Linked DNA regions of Homo sapiens: region 2 is linked to region 1. Evidence: chromatin contacts called from ENCODE Hi-C or POLR2A ChIA-PET data. All regions are on one chromosome and are shown on one strand. Each heading gives the region's core, a stretch centred on a gene start or an enhancer-like site at or near the end of the contact. The rest is flanking DNA. Distances are from core to core; before and after follow the strand shown.

Region 1 (7,717 bases), core at 3,243-5,742:
TCAGTTAGAAATAATATTTAGCTATTTGTAATAAAAAGCTGAAAACAGTAGCTTGAATCAATGGAAGACTTTATTTTTCTCCTAATACAGCTGACAATAATGTTGTTGCCTTTATGATATCAAAGCCCCAGGTTCCTTTTATCTTTCTGCTTAACCTGCCTTGGCAAATGCTTGCTGCTTCATAGTCACATGATGGCTGACTTACTGTAACCTTCAGGTAGAAAGAAAGGAAGAGGTAAAGAGATAAAGGTACATCCCAGCTGATTCAGTATCTCCTTCTCTTTGAAAACTCTCACAGAAACTGCCCTATAACTTCTACTGACATCTCATCTCAATGGCTAGATCAGTGCTATATAACAAAACTTTCTGCAATGATAGAAATGTTCTATATCTGAACTATCCAAGATGTTAGCTACTAGCCACTTATGACTGTTTAGCATTTAAAATGTCACTTGTGGAACTGACAAAATCAACTTTTAATTTTACTTGATTTTAATAAATTTAAATTTAAATAGATACATGTGTCTAGTGGCTACCACAATAAATAGTGCAGGGCTAGACCTTAATCACATCACTACCCCATCTGCAAGAAAAGCTGGAAAATGAAGGTTTGGAGCTAAACACGTTGCTACCCTCCACAAAATTATGTTTTTCTTAGTAAGGAAAAACAAACAAAAATGAATATAGGCTGGGCAGATAACAGCCTCTGCAACCAAGGGATATTTGCTTGCTAATATTCCTTAAGCCCAGAGGAATGGAGTGCTAATGGGTTTATCATAGGCATGAAAAATGGTGTGTCTGGGAAGATATTATGTAGTTAAAAAGCAGAATCTTGGAGCTGGAGTTCAATCCAAATACTTTCTTTTTACAATGAGAAAACTGAGGCTCAGAGGGACAACTGAGAGACCTCATTAATAGAGCAATAGGAAAATCTGCTCTGAAATTATACAGAGCTATTTAGTGGCCTTTATAACATCACTCATGATAAAATGTAAAATCTCAGAAAGAAAATGCCCTCTGCCTATGGTTTTTAAAATACAGGAAAGAAAAGCTAGAGATTTTGATGCCACCTATTGGTAGACAGAAGTATAAACTGCCCTTTCGTAGCACAGGTTGTTACCCAATGTTAGAGGCACCACAGGTGGTATAGGGTTCTCATAAAAAGGAATGACAGACAGTGGAATATTTAATTCCTGCATCAGCTTGCAACATGTATGTTCATTTTCCCTTGACTCTTAGCATCTTAGAAAAAGTGCTTTCTTAGAGTGTTCCTTTCTGCTTTCCAGTAATACATCACACCTCAGGCATATACAGAAACACCAGAGGAAGACATATCAGTCAGTTCTCAAAAATCACTTGAAATAGAAAAAAAGAACAAATTTTTGAGCTATAAATAGCCCTGGGGTGAGATTCAAAGTTCTTATATGATCCACAGCCTCAAAAATATATCCTGTTATTTACAACAGTTTCCTTTAGTAGTTCTTACAGAAAAAAAAAAAAAAGAAAGAAAATAAAAGGAAACAGAAATTCCATTTCAAAACTAAATGCTCACCCTGACTCATTCAGGGAAGGATCCAAGGTTTTTGATGCAGGGCACTGACTCTCTGCCTGTTTTTCCCCTTCATCATCTGCTCCCCTTAAAAAATGGTATCAACTGCATTGGTAAGAATCCACATTTCTTCCCTTTTGTTCCCTGGCTTCATTCCAGGATTTCACTTGTCACACTGATGGGTGAGATGCCTTTCATATTGGCATAAGACACTGAGCGGATGCCTCCTCTTATCTTATCAAACAGAAACCCGGCGAGTGAATCTACCCAGAGCTGAAGCTTCCTTTGCAACTTGGGAACACCAGGGCCACAGTGACTTTGTGGCTTGGCTTTAGATAAATTTGACCATGGCTGTAGAACCCAGCAGCTCAGAATCCATTAAAAGGAGAGCTGGGAGGAGGTGAGTGATAGAGACAAGGGGATTTTGATGTTACAATTGTTGAGGGGACTGTGGCTGGCGGGCAACTTGCTGTGGGGGCAGTGATTGAAAACATGGATTATTAGCTGGTTACAAATCTTCATTTGTACAGATGAGCTGTTGATTTCATATAAGAGGTGGAAGTAAATTCTGCTTTATGTGCCCTGTAAAAAGCTTCTTTGAATTTACCTTCAGTGTCATGCCTTCAGAAAAAAATTCCAAGTTTCTGGCATAAAGCTGCACGTTTTCTGCGCACTGGCATGCAGGCAACTGTTTGTTTCTAATTACGGAGCTGAAGCCTGCTGGCAAAGGAAACCATATTTGTCACAAGTTGTGGCATTGTGTTTAGTTTGTGTATCTATGCTTTTAACATGTAGGGCCAAAGATAACTATGTTGTTTTTCTTTTTCCCTATGAGCATTGACTCTATAACTTCTTTTCTATGGTCCATGTGTTCACTTATTCTAGCTGCCCCTTTAGAGACTGCTTCAATGAACAACCCCTATCCTCCCATTAACTAGTTGTGTTCCCTGGTCTGGTCATTTCAACCGCCCACACCCTGGATTTATTTTTGTAGATATAGTAAAACTTTCTTGGGCAGGTTGTTGTAAAAATTAAATGGGATGGTAAGTAGAGTGCCTAACAGATTGCCTGGAAATAGTACATGCTCAGCACATCTTAATTCCTTTTCTCTCACCTGTAATATAAGAAGTTTATGTTGAATGGTCCCTAAGGTATTTATATTATTTTTAATTTTATAAATGTAGAAGGTGGTAGACACCTTTCTAGGCATTGGGGTTATAATTATGAACAAGACGACAAAACAGACATATCCCTTGCCTTCATAGAAATTAAATTTTAGAGGATACAATTAACATGCAAGGAAATGCACAATGACTTTTCCTTCTTCTTCCTTCATCTTTGCAAGTTCAATCCAATTCAAATTTTGAGTTTATCTCTGAGGCTACCTCTTAACAAAACCTGGAAGTAATGTTTTTGGACTTAACATTTTCATATTTAGTAGTCATACACTGGTTTTGCCTGCTTAGCATCCGTCTCCCCTTTCCTGGTAGGAGGACCCTGAATATCCCTTGGAGAATTGTCCCTGTGTCTCACTCGCAATGTGTGTAGATCAGGTGGGGCTCCATCCTGGCTCCAGGAGTGCTATAGAAGACATCACATGCTCCTAGACATTGTGGAAGTCCTGGCCCATTAGTGTAATTCCATATCCAAAGGTCACAACGATTGACTTATGCATAGCCATGTGACCCAAGTTTTTGCAATCAAAGCAAATCCAAGGATTTCTGTGGTAGTTTCAGTGTACAGAGAAGCTCCCTGAGGTCCTTTCCAGGGTCCATGTTTAGTGTTATCCTATTTCAGAAAGGCTTTAGAGGTGACTGAAAGAAGAAAAATGTTATTTGTGTTCTGTCAGAAGGTTGTCCCTTTGTTTATCAAAGATATTTCTGTCTACTTCTATAGAACAATTAAGAGGGGGTCTTCCTCCTTACCCTATTGGTTCTCCTTTTCTGGACTTTGAAATTGAGAACTTCATGGTTAGTGAAAAGATTTTGGCTAATATCTCCTCCAACCTTCAGGTTGGAGAGGCTTTGTTAGATAGCCCCTTAATAGGGTGAGAAGGAAGACCTTCCATCTCCCCTCCACGTTAGATGTAACACACTCTATACCATCCCAATGTCAGAAAGAGACCGTCATTCACTTTACTTCATTAATTCCAAAGTCCAATTTGTGAGTCTGACAATACCAATGTGCAGAGAGAATTTAGTTGTCTAGTTTGTCTATGGTAGCAGACATAATCAGAAACAATGCCCTGTATTTGAATAAGTTCATTTGTCTGAATTTGAATAAGTTTGAAATAGGAAGGCCATACTTTCTCTCTAAAGTGCTTTAAAACATGTGGAAGTGGTCACCCCTTACATAAGACAGCATATTTATATCTATCTTTAAGCATAAGTACTCCCTAAGTATTTCTTTATCTTATTTGTGAGGTAGATGTATTCAGAAACTCATCATGAGATGAAGAAAATACTCTTTGTCCATTAATTTACTCATGCATTACTTACTAAAAATAATTTCCAGGCTCCTGCCATACGCCAGACAGTTTTGTAGACACGAAGGATCCAGAGATTAGCAACACCTTTACCATTTTTGGTGACAGTTAAGCACCCATCTAAGAAGTTTTCTTTGGTGAGTGCCAAAAAGTGTAACTCCCATTCCCCCCACACCCGCGCCGCGATACGACCGCTCCACCCTAGAGTGGAGATGGAGACCAAGCACTTGGAGATCTAAATCAAGTGTCCCCAGGAGCTCAGTTGAGCGACAAAGCTGAGCAGAAAGCCCAGACTGCGGGCGCGGCAGGACCACGGAGAGCGCCGCCGCCAAGGCCTGGGCGGGGCCTGAGCTCGGGTTCCCGGGGCAATGCTCGTCTCCGTCAGCAACCCCCAGGGGGCGCTCGCGCGGAGGTTTCGGAACCAGTCTCTTGCCGGGTTGCTGGGTGCATGGGATTCGTCAGAAGGTGGAAATCTCTCTGTGAGAAGCTGCCATCTCCCCGCCACCCGCTCGTCCCCTTCTCTTTCTGCCACCCTCCTTTCCTTCCTCCCTCGCTCCACTCCACTCCCTCCCTCTTTTCTCAGTACCCTCCTCTTTACTCTCCGAGTTAACTGAGAGCCGACCTGACATCTCCAACATTTTCACCCTCTTCCCCCACCCCCATCACCGAGAATGGAGTCAGGGTTTCCGGAGAGACCGAACTCTGCTCTCAGCACCTTTCCCAGCCGCTGTTGCTAAACTGACCTCGGAGGACGAGAGGGGAAGGAGGTGCGACGCCCCTTACATCAGTACAAAACTACCACACCAACCACCTCCACTTCAAAGCCGGATTTTGCATCCTGGGGGCGGGACAGACCTCGTCCCGGGCTGAATTCTCTCTCCACTCTTCGAGATTGGCACACCCAGGTAAGTAAATGCCAACTCTTCATTCCTGTGTTCCTGGGGCGCTGTGATTGCAAAGTCTGTTGGAGCTGCTGCGTAGCAAGACCAACTTTTGAGATGCACTGGTTCTCGCTCACCTTTGCACGTTTGTCATTGCTGTTGTTGTTTTAAAAAGCAGCAGCAAGCAACGTCTTTAATCTGAAGGGACTTCCATCCCCTACCTCTCGCCTTCTGACATCCACCCAACTCGCCCAGGTGGGGTGGGGCGAATGGAGTTGGGGAGAAAGACCGCGGAGGGGAGGGGACAGCATGGCACGGGTGAGGGATAGGTCAGGGAAGTCCCGAAGGCGGAAGAAGGGGTACGGTTTTCAAAATCGGGGAAGGGGAGGGGAAGGGAGTTCTGGCTGAAGTTGCAGCTTCCTCTCTGACAGTGAGAAAGCTGTGGGACATTGTAGTCCCTTCCAATGGCTTGACCTGGCTGCGGTTGGATTCAGCCTCTCAACCTCCTCCCCCACACTTCTTACAATGAGGTTCTAATAATATTTTAGTTGCCTCTTCTCAGTGTTAAAAACTAATGAATAGGCTTGCAAGTGCTTTGATTCAACGTAGTCCTTCAGCGCTTCTTCCTCTATGGAATAAAGTAGCCAGAAGGAAAGGGGGACGGGGACAGGGGACGGGACTGGAGGGACCACTGAAACCAAGCCACAGCTGAGTAAGGAGATCACGACCCCGCGTGGTATCACAGACACACGAGAACTGTTAGGGCTGAATCCAATGGAGATAATTAGGAGGTGGTCCACGCCAAGTCAAGCGAGTGCTGATTACCATCCGGTGAGGAGCAGGCTAAACCCTGATGAAAAATGCTCCTCCTTCATCTTGGAGTAGGTGGGCTTTAAGGCCCTATTTCCCATTCTATGTTCCAAATCTGACGGCGCCCCAGGGCGCCTTGGCGGATTGCCTTTCAGCCCCAGAACCTGCTAGGCTCCAGGGAAAGTCACAGGCGGCAGAGATGATCCAAGGGGCGCAAATCTATGAAGGGCTTGATGTGGGTGGTTGGGAAGTGGAGGGGGGAAAGGTGAGCAGAGTGAGGCGGGAGGGGGCTAGGGAAGCGAGAGTGCTCTGGGAAGCTTTGCAAGAGAGACATCTGAGAACCTCTCCCTCTACACACACACACACACACACACAGACACACACACACACTCACACACTCTCACAGGATTTCAGTGACTTGTGGGAAAAGATGCCTCAGCACCTTTACACCCTGTGTTCAAAACTATGCAAAACCAACTCTTCATCCTCTTGCTGCTTTGCCAGGGATTTTAAAAGCACTGTTCTGGTTTTTCTTGGCTCACTTGGTTTTGTTTCCTGAACAGCACTTTTGAGCTGTCCAAGATACTTTAATATGTTATCTTTAAATGAAACTAAATCCTGCTCATTCGCGCGCCCCCGCGCGCACACATACACAGGCGTACACAATTACCTTAACTTCAAATAAAGTGTTCTTTTCTCCATACTCTTCTATTCCCTTAACAATCCCTGTTCTCAAAGGCCTTTGTGTTTTATTTTCTGCTTTATAACAAAACAAAAAAACAAACACCCACCGTCCTATGACACAGGTGTTTTGAATCCATGTCAATTTTTGTAGTTAGTATATGCTGGTTAAACCACATAGCATATCCCCCAAAAAGCCAGAGGCAAGCAAAAACTTAATTTGATGCCCTTCAAGTTTCGGAAGGTCCCATTTCTTTTTATTAACCAAAAGATAAGATGAAGCTCAGCATGGCTATGGCTGTGATTAGATAACTTCTGATATTTTCATTTCCCTTACCGAGCTGCTGCTTCTAGGCTGAACTCATTCACCTGCCCATTTTTAAAGAGAGACTGACAAAGTCACTCTGGCAGGTCAGGACTCAGAGTTAGTCAAAAGTTCTCACATGTAGAGAGGTGCATAAAATAGAGGGAGGGTTGGAAAATGCAGTCAGAACACCTGTGTTAATAGTGCATACTAATAAAGGCCAACATTTTCTCAACTATCTCTCATGGGAAGATTCTTATGGTTTTAGAGGATCAAACTCAAAACACATCAGAATGAGGTGACTTTTCCATTAACATTACATAAAAGGATATATTGGTCTATAGCAATAGTAGATGTTTAATCCTGGGCAGTTTTGTATGATTGTGTGAGAAGAGATTGCCTATAATTGAACCAAACCTCTACTTATGTGTTAACAAGTAAAAACTCCCATGGCCATCAAACTTATGCCTTTCCTGTGAGTGGTCAACCTTATTTTTATTCTCCCAGACACAGGCCCAGCATATTTGACTGGGAGAAGGCACAGATGCGGTACAGTGACTTCCCAGTTTGAGATAGTTGCTTTACTAAAATTCCTAAATATTTCTTTGAAAATAGTTGCTCTGAGTTGTTTCTTAAGTGTAAAAAGAAATTAAAAGACTTCCTGTTTATCTCCAAGTCTCCAGTAGCAACATGACATTTTGGTGAATTATTGGTTTGTCTTAAGGGGACTCTGGTTTTAGAGGTTTTAATTAAAAGGTGTTTGTTCTAAAGTATACTTAATCTGCTTGTGTATTTCTAATTAAAAATACCTCATTTCAGTTAGTAGGAAGTAAAGATGTTATCTGTTTATAGAGAAGTTTTATGTAATATTCCAAAACAATAGAAAAAAGCTTTGATTCTTTTAAATAATTAGATTATTCAAGCCCATTATTATGACTTAAAACCTTGAGGTTATACTGACTATAAGAAACAATCACAGACCAAAAAAAATGGGTTAATGGTGGAAT
Region 2 (7,717 bases), core at 3,625-6,124, 100 kb before region 1:
TTCAGTTTCCATGTAGTTGAGCGGTTTTGAGTGAGATTCTTAATCCTGAGTTCTAGTTTGATTGCACTGTGGTCTGAGAGATAGTTTGTTATAGTTTCTGTTCTTTTACATCTGCTGAGGGGAGCTTTACTTTCAAGTATGTGGTCAATTTTGGAATAGGTGTGGTGTGGTGCTGAAAAAAATGTATATTCTGTTGATTTGGGGTGGAGAGTTCTGTAGATGTCTATTAGGTCCGCTTGGTGCAGAGCTGAGTTCAATTCCTGGGTATCCTTGTTGACTTTCTGTCTCGTTGATCTGTCTAATGTTGACAGTGGGGTGTTAAAGTCTCCCATTATTAATGTGTGGGAGTCTAAGTCTCTTTGTAAGTCACTCAGGACTTGCTTTATGAATCTGGGTGCTCCTGTATTGGGTGCATATATATTTAGGATAGTTAGCTCTTCTTGTTGAATTGATCCCTTTACCATTATGTAATGGCCTTCTTGGTCTCTTTTGATCTTTGTTGGTTTAAAGTCTGTTTTATCAGAGACTAGGATTGCAACCCCTGCCTTTTTTTGTTTTCCATTTGCTTGGTAGATCTTCCTCCATCCTTTTATTTTGAGCCTATGTGTGTCTCTGCACGTGAGATGGATTTCCTGAATACAGCACACTGATGGGTCTTGACTCTTTATCCAATTTGCCAGTCTGTGTCTTTTAATTGGAACATTTAGTCCATTTACATTTAAAGTTAATAGTGTTATGTGTGAATTTGATCCTGTCATTATGATGTTAGCTGGTTATTTTGCTCGTTAGTTGATGTAGTTTCTTCCTAGTCTCGATGGTCTTTACATTTTGGCATGATTTTGCAGCGGCTGGTACCGGTTGTTCCTTTCCATGTTTAGCACTTCCTTCAGGAGCTCTTTTAGGGCAGGCCTGGTGGTGACAAAATCTCTCAGCATTTGCTTGTCTGTAAAGTATTTTATTTCTCCTTCACTTATGAAGCTTAGTTTGGCTGGATATGAGATTCTTGGTTGAAAATTCTTTTCTTTAAGAATGTTGAATATTGGCCCCCACTCTCTTCTGGCTTGTAGGGTTTCTGCCGAGAGATCCGCTGTTAGTCTGATGGGCTTCCTTTTGAGGGTAACCCGACCTTTCTCTCTGGCTGCCCTTAACATTTTTTCCTTCATTTCAACTTTGGTGAATCTGACAATTATGTGTCTTGGAGTTGCTCTTCTCGAGGAGTATCTTTGTGGAGTTCTCTGTATTTCCTGAATCCGAACGTTGGCCTGCCTTGCTAGATTGGGGAAATTCTCCTGGATAATATCCTGCAGAGTGTTTTCCAACTTGGTTCCATTCTCCCCATCACTTTCAGGTACACCAATCAGACGTAGATTTGGTCTTTTCACATAGTCCCATATTTCTTGGAGGCTTTGCTCATTTCTTTTTATTCTTTTTTCTCTAAACTTTCCTTCTCGCTTCATTTCATTCATTTCATCTTCCATCGCTGATACCCTTTCTTCCAGTTGATCGCATCGGCTCCTGAGGCTTCTGCATTCTTCACGTAGTTCTCGAGCCTTGGTTTTCAGCTCCATCAGCTCCTTTAAGCACTTCTATGTATTGGTTATTCTAGTTATACATTCTTCTAATTTTTTTTCAAAGTTTTCAACTTCTTTGCCTTTGGTTTGAATGTCCTCCCGTAGCTCAGAGTAATTTGATCGTCTGAAGCCTTCTTCTCTCAGCTCGTCAAAGTCATTCTCCGTCCAGCTTTGTTCCCTTGCTGGTGAGGAGCTGCGTTCCTTTGGAGGAGGAGAGGCACTCTGATTTTTAGAGTTTCCAGTTTTTCTGTTCTGTTTTTTCCCCATCTTTGTGGTTTTATCTACTTTTGGTCTTTGATGATGGTGATGTACAGATGGGTTTATGGTGTGGATGTCCTTTCTGTTTGTTAGTGTTCCTTCTAACAGACAGGACCCTCAGCTGCAAGTCTGTTGGAGTACCCTGCAGTGTGAGGTGTCAGTGTGCCCCTGCTGGAGGGTGCCTCCCAGTTAGGCTGCTTGGGGGTCAGGGGTCAGGGACCCACTTGAGGAGGCAGTCTGCCCGTTCTCAGATCTCCAGGTGCATACTGGGAGAACCACTGCTCTCTTCAAAGCTGTCAGACATGGACATTTAAGTCTGCAGAGGTTACTGCTGTCTTTTTGTTTGTCTGTACCCTTCCCCCAGAGGTGGAGCCTACAGAGGCAGGCAGGCCTCCTTGAGCTGTGGTGGGCTCCACCCAGTTCGAGCTTCCCTGCTGCTTTGTTTACCTAAACAAGCCTGGGCAATGGTGGGCGCCCCTCCCCCAGCCTCGCTGCCGCCTTGCAGTTTGATCTCAGACTGCTGTGCTAGCAATCAGCGAGACTCGGTGGGCGTAGGACCCTCCGAGCCAGGTGCGGGATATAATCTCGTGGTGCACCTTTAAGCCCATCGGAAAAGCGCAGTATTCGGGTGGGAGTGACCCGATTTTCCAGGTGCCGTCCGTCACCCCTTTCTTTGATTAGGAAAGGGAACTCCCTGACCCCTTGCGCTTCCCGAGGGAGGCAATGTCTCACCCTGCTTTGGCCTGCGCACGGTGCGCGCACCCACTGACCTGCGCCCACTGTCTGGCACTCCCTAGTGAGATGAACCCAGTACCTCAGATGGAAATGCAGAAATCACCCATCTTCTGCGTCGCTCAGGCTGGGAGCTGTACCTGTTCATTGTTTTGATCAGACTCACTATGTAGGTTTTTCCTGCTCTTTTTATTAACTATCAGCATATGATCTGCAAACACGATTTTTAATATTGCTTTATAGTTATACCATAATTTATTTCATATTTTAATTTTGGGGCAGTTATATTGGTTTCATTTTTTGATATTATGAACAATACTGCAATAAGCATCTTTGTACAGAAATCTTTTTGCATGTTTCTGGTTTGTCAGACTAAATTCTTACAGTGGGGGTGATAAATTGAAGGTTTTAAGAATATTAACATATATTATTAAATGAGGACAGTTATGTTTTGAGAGTGGAATCCTTAGGCTAAAGGAATGAAAGTCCTTCAGTGGAATTGCGGGCATTGGACCACTGTCAGTGACGGGGAAGAGGGAGAGAAAACAGTGATGTGAAACATCAGTCTCCCTGGAAAGCACACTGGCTTTCAGAAGGTCTCAGGAGTAGAGTTACCAGACCAGGAGGGCAAGGGGGTTGCAGACCTAGAAGGTTAAAGAGAAGAAACCAAAGATTCATCCTGAAGGGAGAAACTTTGCCTACATTTAATCCACACAGAGAGAGGGTAGCTTTGAGCTGCTTGCATAGCTTGAGGCTGCAGTCATGATCCCAGTCCCTCCTGAGGCTGCTGAGAGGAGGAGAGTGACTAGTCCTTGTTAGCATTTACCCAAAATGAGTCATGGAGAGAGAAATACACATTAGCAGGTTGAGTCTAAGCTACAATTGGCTCCAGGGACAAAGCTTCCCATTCTCAGCTGCTTCTCATTCCAGACATCTTAATTCTCCCTTGTTCCCTGGGTGAGGCATTAACTACACAGTCCGGGGTTGCTGATGAACTCTGTGTGCCACCAGAAAAGAAGCAGGCTAGTTGATTCTATCTTTTCTGGGTGGCAGTTCTCTCTCTCATGACCTATTAAGAATCCTGGAGGTGCTTTTGAAAGCCTGCTGTGGCCTGGGACCAGCTTTTGTCTCTTAAATGAAAGACGCAAACGGAATGGTATCACTTTCAGAAGGCCACTGGCAAGGGGGAAAGCTGGGAGGACTTGGTGCTTCTCAGGAAGCCTGGGGTCACAGGCCAGGCAGGTTATTGACCAGAGAGGTAGAGGGATGTATTCTGCCAAGATTGTGTGGGGTGAGTCGCTGCTGTAGAATACTAATAGCTTCTTAAGCAGGGATACAAATCCCTCAGTGGAAGGGGTGTTATTGTTGCAATGAGAAAATTCATTATCAAATGTTATACTTCAAGTAAGAGAAGGAAAGAAGAAAATGAATATTTATTGAGCTTTTATTAAATACTAGGACCCTGCTTGGCATTGAACTTGCACCTTCTCATGTAGCCTGCAACCTGCTCTATGAGGTAGGTTTGTAAATAATATAAAAGCTCATTTATAAATGTGAGGAAATTGAGTTTCAGAGAGGCTATGCTGCTTGCTGAGGTCACAGAGGTTGGGGTAGGAACCAGGAAACAGAAGTGTGGCTGATGCCTCTATAAATAAATAATGTATATAGAAATGCATAAAAAATGCAGGGCCCTAAGATTTTGAAAAATAAATAATATATAAATTTAAAAGTTCAACATTTAGGTGCACTTTATTGAGGTATAATTTACATAATGTCAAAATTTATTCATTGTAAGAGTACAATAAGTAGTTTTAGTAAATTGATAGAAAATGTACCAATACCACCACAACTCAGTTTTTGAATATTTTTATCAAGTATACTTTCTTTTATGAAATAAGGCTGTGTCTGAAATGGTGGATAGAGAAAATAATATAATTGCTGACATTATCTTTTCTAGATTCTAGAGGAAGGAAGAGGCTGTGGGTGCAGGGAACAGGTACCCACTATAGCTTCTTAGAGCAAAGCAAAGTGAGATTTCCAGAAGGGTGATTCTAAAAATCAGTGATGGCCCATATGGCATCACTTAAGGGGCTATGAAATAAACTGTGTGGAGGTCTCCTGGCATTGGTTAAGTAGATGTGCAGCATTAACACTTTCAAGTTATTGGCCTGCTGTTATAAAATTCCACTTATATTTATGTCAAACTTAGACATTCCAGGATATTGAAACATTTAGATGTAGAAAGTTGAGATCATGACTCAGTGTTTATTGTTCTTTCCTTGCCTACCTCTTGCATGCCTTTCTGGTTTCGGCTGAGACATCATTTCCTCTTGGCAGCTATCTCTGACCTTATTTTCCCCTCTTCCCAAGTATATTCCCAATATAATACTGTAATTATTGCTGTCATATTATTTAAAACTCTGTAGTATATTGCCCTTTTACCTCAATTCTTCCCAATTAGATTCTAAACTAACTGAAGGCACAGGAAATCCTCCCTCCCCCTTCAGTAGTGCAGAATTCACTTTGATTTCATTTCACTTCTAGTTTACCTAGAGAATTGGAAAGGCATAATAATCACATATTATATCACATTGAAATTTTGCTAGAAGGGGGCTAGAGAAGATTGATTGCAAAGTGTTAGAACCCACTGCTGTCTAAAGGCTAAAAATATATCAGAAAAGAGTATAAAATATTTCTGAATATTTGATATAGTTACATGAGACAAGGCTAAGGTGGTGTTGGTGGGGTTTTGGGGATGGGAGTAGTTTAAGAAGGAAGTTTCCAGTTATAAAAATAATACTTCATAAAGTCACATATGTAGTATAGGATCCCCTAAACTTCTGGATTATTTAGAAATTATTTATCTTCCCCACCCTTTGAATCCCAGAAATTTTGAAACTTTCCTAGATATTTAACATTCGACAATAGTTTTAAGCACTGACCCTGAATTTTCATTTGATTTAATTTTGTTTAACTCCAGACCTCATTTTTTTGATATTTAAAAATGTATAATATGTTGCCTGAAAAAATGACTTTCTCATATGACATTTGCAAATGTTCTATCCATAGCAATTAGATTTTCTTTTGGCCGCCATTTAACTGTATGTTTCAACTAAATGAATGTCTGGAGTTTTATTTTAAATATGAAATTTGATGCTAGTAATTATTTAACCTCTGAAGTTCTTGTTGTAATATATTTCTTAATCTTCTTGTACTCTCTATACTCTTTGTGATAGACTCTTCAGCTGATGTGTATTTAAATAACAGTTTGCACACCTCAACAAAATTCCTCTATTGTTGTTTTGTCTCTTGTTCTATAAAATATTTCTTGCGTCTTGAAATTATTATTATTTTTTAGTGCTCTCTGGCAGCAAATGTAACTGCTTCTGATTTCTTTATTTACTTCCTTGTTTGTTTATTAAGACAAAGAGGAGTCTACAGTCTGGATGCTGATCTAGGAAGCGAATTATCTCCAATTATGTTTCTGAGGACCTGTGTCTCTTCCTGACTTGATATTTCCTAGAATTTCTTAATCTATTCTAGGGATAATTTGGAAGCCACAACAGAGACACTGCTAAACAGTTTTCAACTTTGGTGGCAAAGATAGAGCAATGGGTTGGCACTGATGGCCAAGGAGAAATGCTGTGCTTTCCTTCACAGGACAAGCCAGGGTTTCTCTTTCTCCTTTCTGTTTATCGCAAAGCCATACTAAATTTTATACTAAATTGGGTTACAAATTCAGATGTAACCATAACAGTACTTTGTACTGGGTCCCACTGGGCACCTGGTGTGCCTTTGAGCCCTTTAGCAGTGACAGATGAAAAGGGCTAAATGACACACTATCAATGCTTCCTGTAACCCTAAAGATTTCATTCAACCGACAATGACAACATCTTGACTGCAAGAGCTGACCATAATTATTCATCTCAATGGTTTCTCTCTCCTTATTATACTTCTTCCCCCCATCCCATACAATGTACACTTTATTTATTTGGGTCTCATGGGCATAGAGTTGCAATTGACATTCTTCTCAGTTCATGGAACACTATCATTACAGTTCCCTCTTTTGTTTTATTTTTATTTCCTCTTTCATGCCTTATCCTCATTCCCTCCCGGTATCCACAGCCCTCTATCTCCCCATGCACCCTAACTAATATGTCAGATATATATCCTTGAGTATGTATGGATTCTTGGAAAATATAGCATGTGTGTGCATTTTTTAAGTTGGCACATATGGTGTTGCATTACAGCCTTTATTCTGATTTTGATTTTTATTACTCAACACTAACTTTTTGAGACTTAGCCATGTTTTTCTATTCACAACTAGTTCATTGCTTCTAATTCCAGCAGGGTTTTTCACAGTTTGAATCTACATTTTATTTTTCCATTTCCTTAGTGATGGATAAGTCAGGCTGCCTCCACTTCCCTGCTTCCACAAACAGAAATTTGATGAATAGCCTTGAGTCCTTTTGGACCTGGACAAGGATTTCTTTAGGGAATACATACAGGAGTAGGAGTGCTGGGATTTCAAGGACACACACTCTTATCTTCACTATCTACAACCAGATTTATTTTATTTTAGATTGATTTCTAAAATGGCTGCACAGGCTCACAGTTTCAGTAGCGGTGCAGGAAGCTTTCCATTTCTGCACAACCTTACCAATACTTGGTATTATTTGACCTTCTAACTTCTACTAATGTGATGGGTATTAAGTGGCATCTTATCATTTTTACTTGCATTTCTCTGATTATTGGTAATGTTAGCTTTTTAAATTTCTTTTTTGTGAATTATCTTAATTTTTTGTTTAAGTTTTGTTTTTAATAGTTTCCTTTTTCATCAAACCATGTCTTATTGCAAAATATATATTAATAAGTAATAACTAGCTTTCCTATTTTAGTGTGCACCCATGCCTCTATCTTTCTGCATGCTGACCATGGCTTCCTATCAGCACTTATAATCAATGAGTTAGTATAATTCTAGCTAAAATGAGCTTGATATATCTGTTGGTCTATATGGCCATTTTCAAGAAAACATAGCATTTCCATTGGCGTTTTAAAGTGGGGATAGAACATTAATGGCACACCTCTAAGAACTCCTAGGAATGTGCTCTCCTAAAGGAAATTAAAATACAACTCTTCTAAAACCTAGAATATTT

The links. A loop is a pair of places that touch in the nucleus more often than their neighbours do. ChIA-PET counts read pairs that join two places held with the same protein, here RNA polymerase II (POLR2A). Pooled maps may share reads with other maps.
Region 2: a map of endothelial cell of umbilical vein shows a loop between it and region 1 (4-fold over the local background). The contact joins the enhancer-like site here to the promoter of CPNE4 in region 1. A Hi-C loop is called at or near these places in 3 of 168 maps with a recorded cell type or tissue (Calu3, endothelial cell of umbilical vein and mammary epithelial cell) and 6 of 50 pooled maps. POLR2A ChIA-PET finds 5 or more read pairs at or near these places in 2 of 52 experiments (MCF 10A and PC-9).

Annotation. Positions count from the first base shown.
Region 1 is chr3:132,031,789-132,039,505 of GRCh38, reverse strand. It overlaps CPNE4 (copine 4), which reads left to right and starts at 4,492. Exons shown (of 16, transcript NM_130808.3): 1 at 4,492-4,939. RefSeq lists a silencer at 4,268-4,367 and an enhancer at 4,743-4,912.
Region 2 is chr3:132,131,893-132,139,609 of GRCh38, reverse strand. No RefSeq gene overlaps it. Among named protein-coding and RNA genes, the nearest start is that of TRC-GCA6-1, 93 kb to the left of the region's middle. Within about 2 kb of position 4,874, at least 4 of the 41 ENCODE cell types and tissues checked have a DNase peak (open chromatin) inside an H3K27ac peak, as active enhancers do; they include PC-9, endothelial cell of umbilical vein and mammary epithelial cell, where a contact is called at or near this core.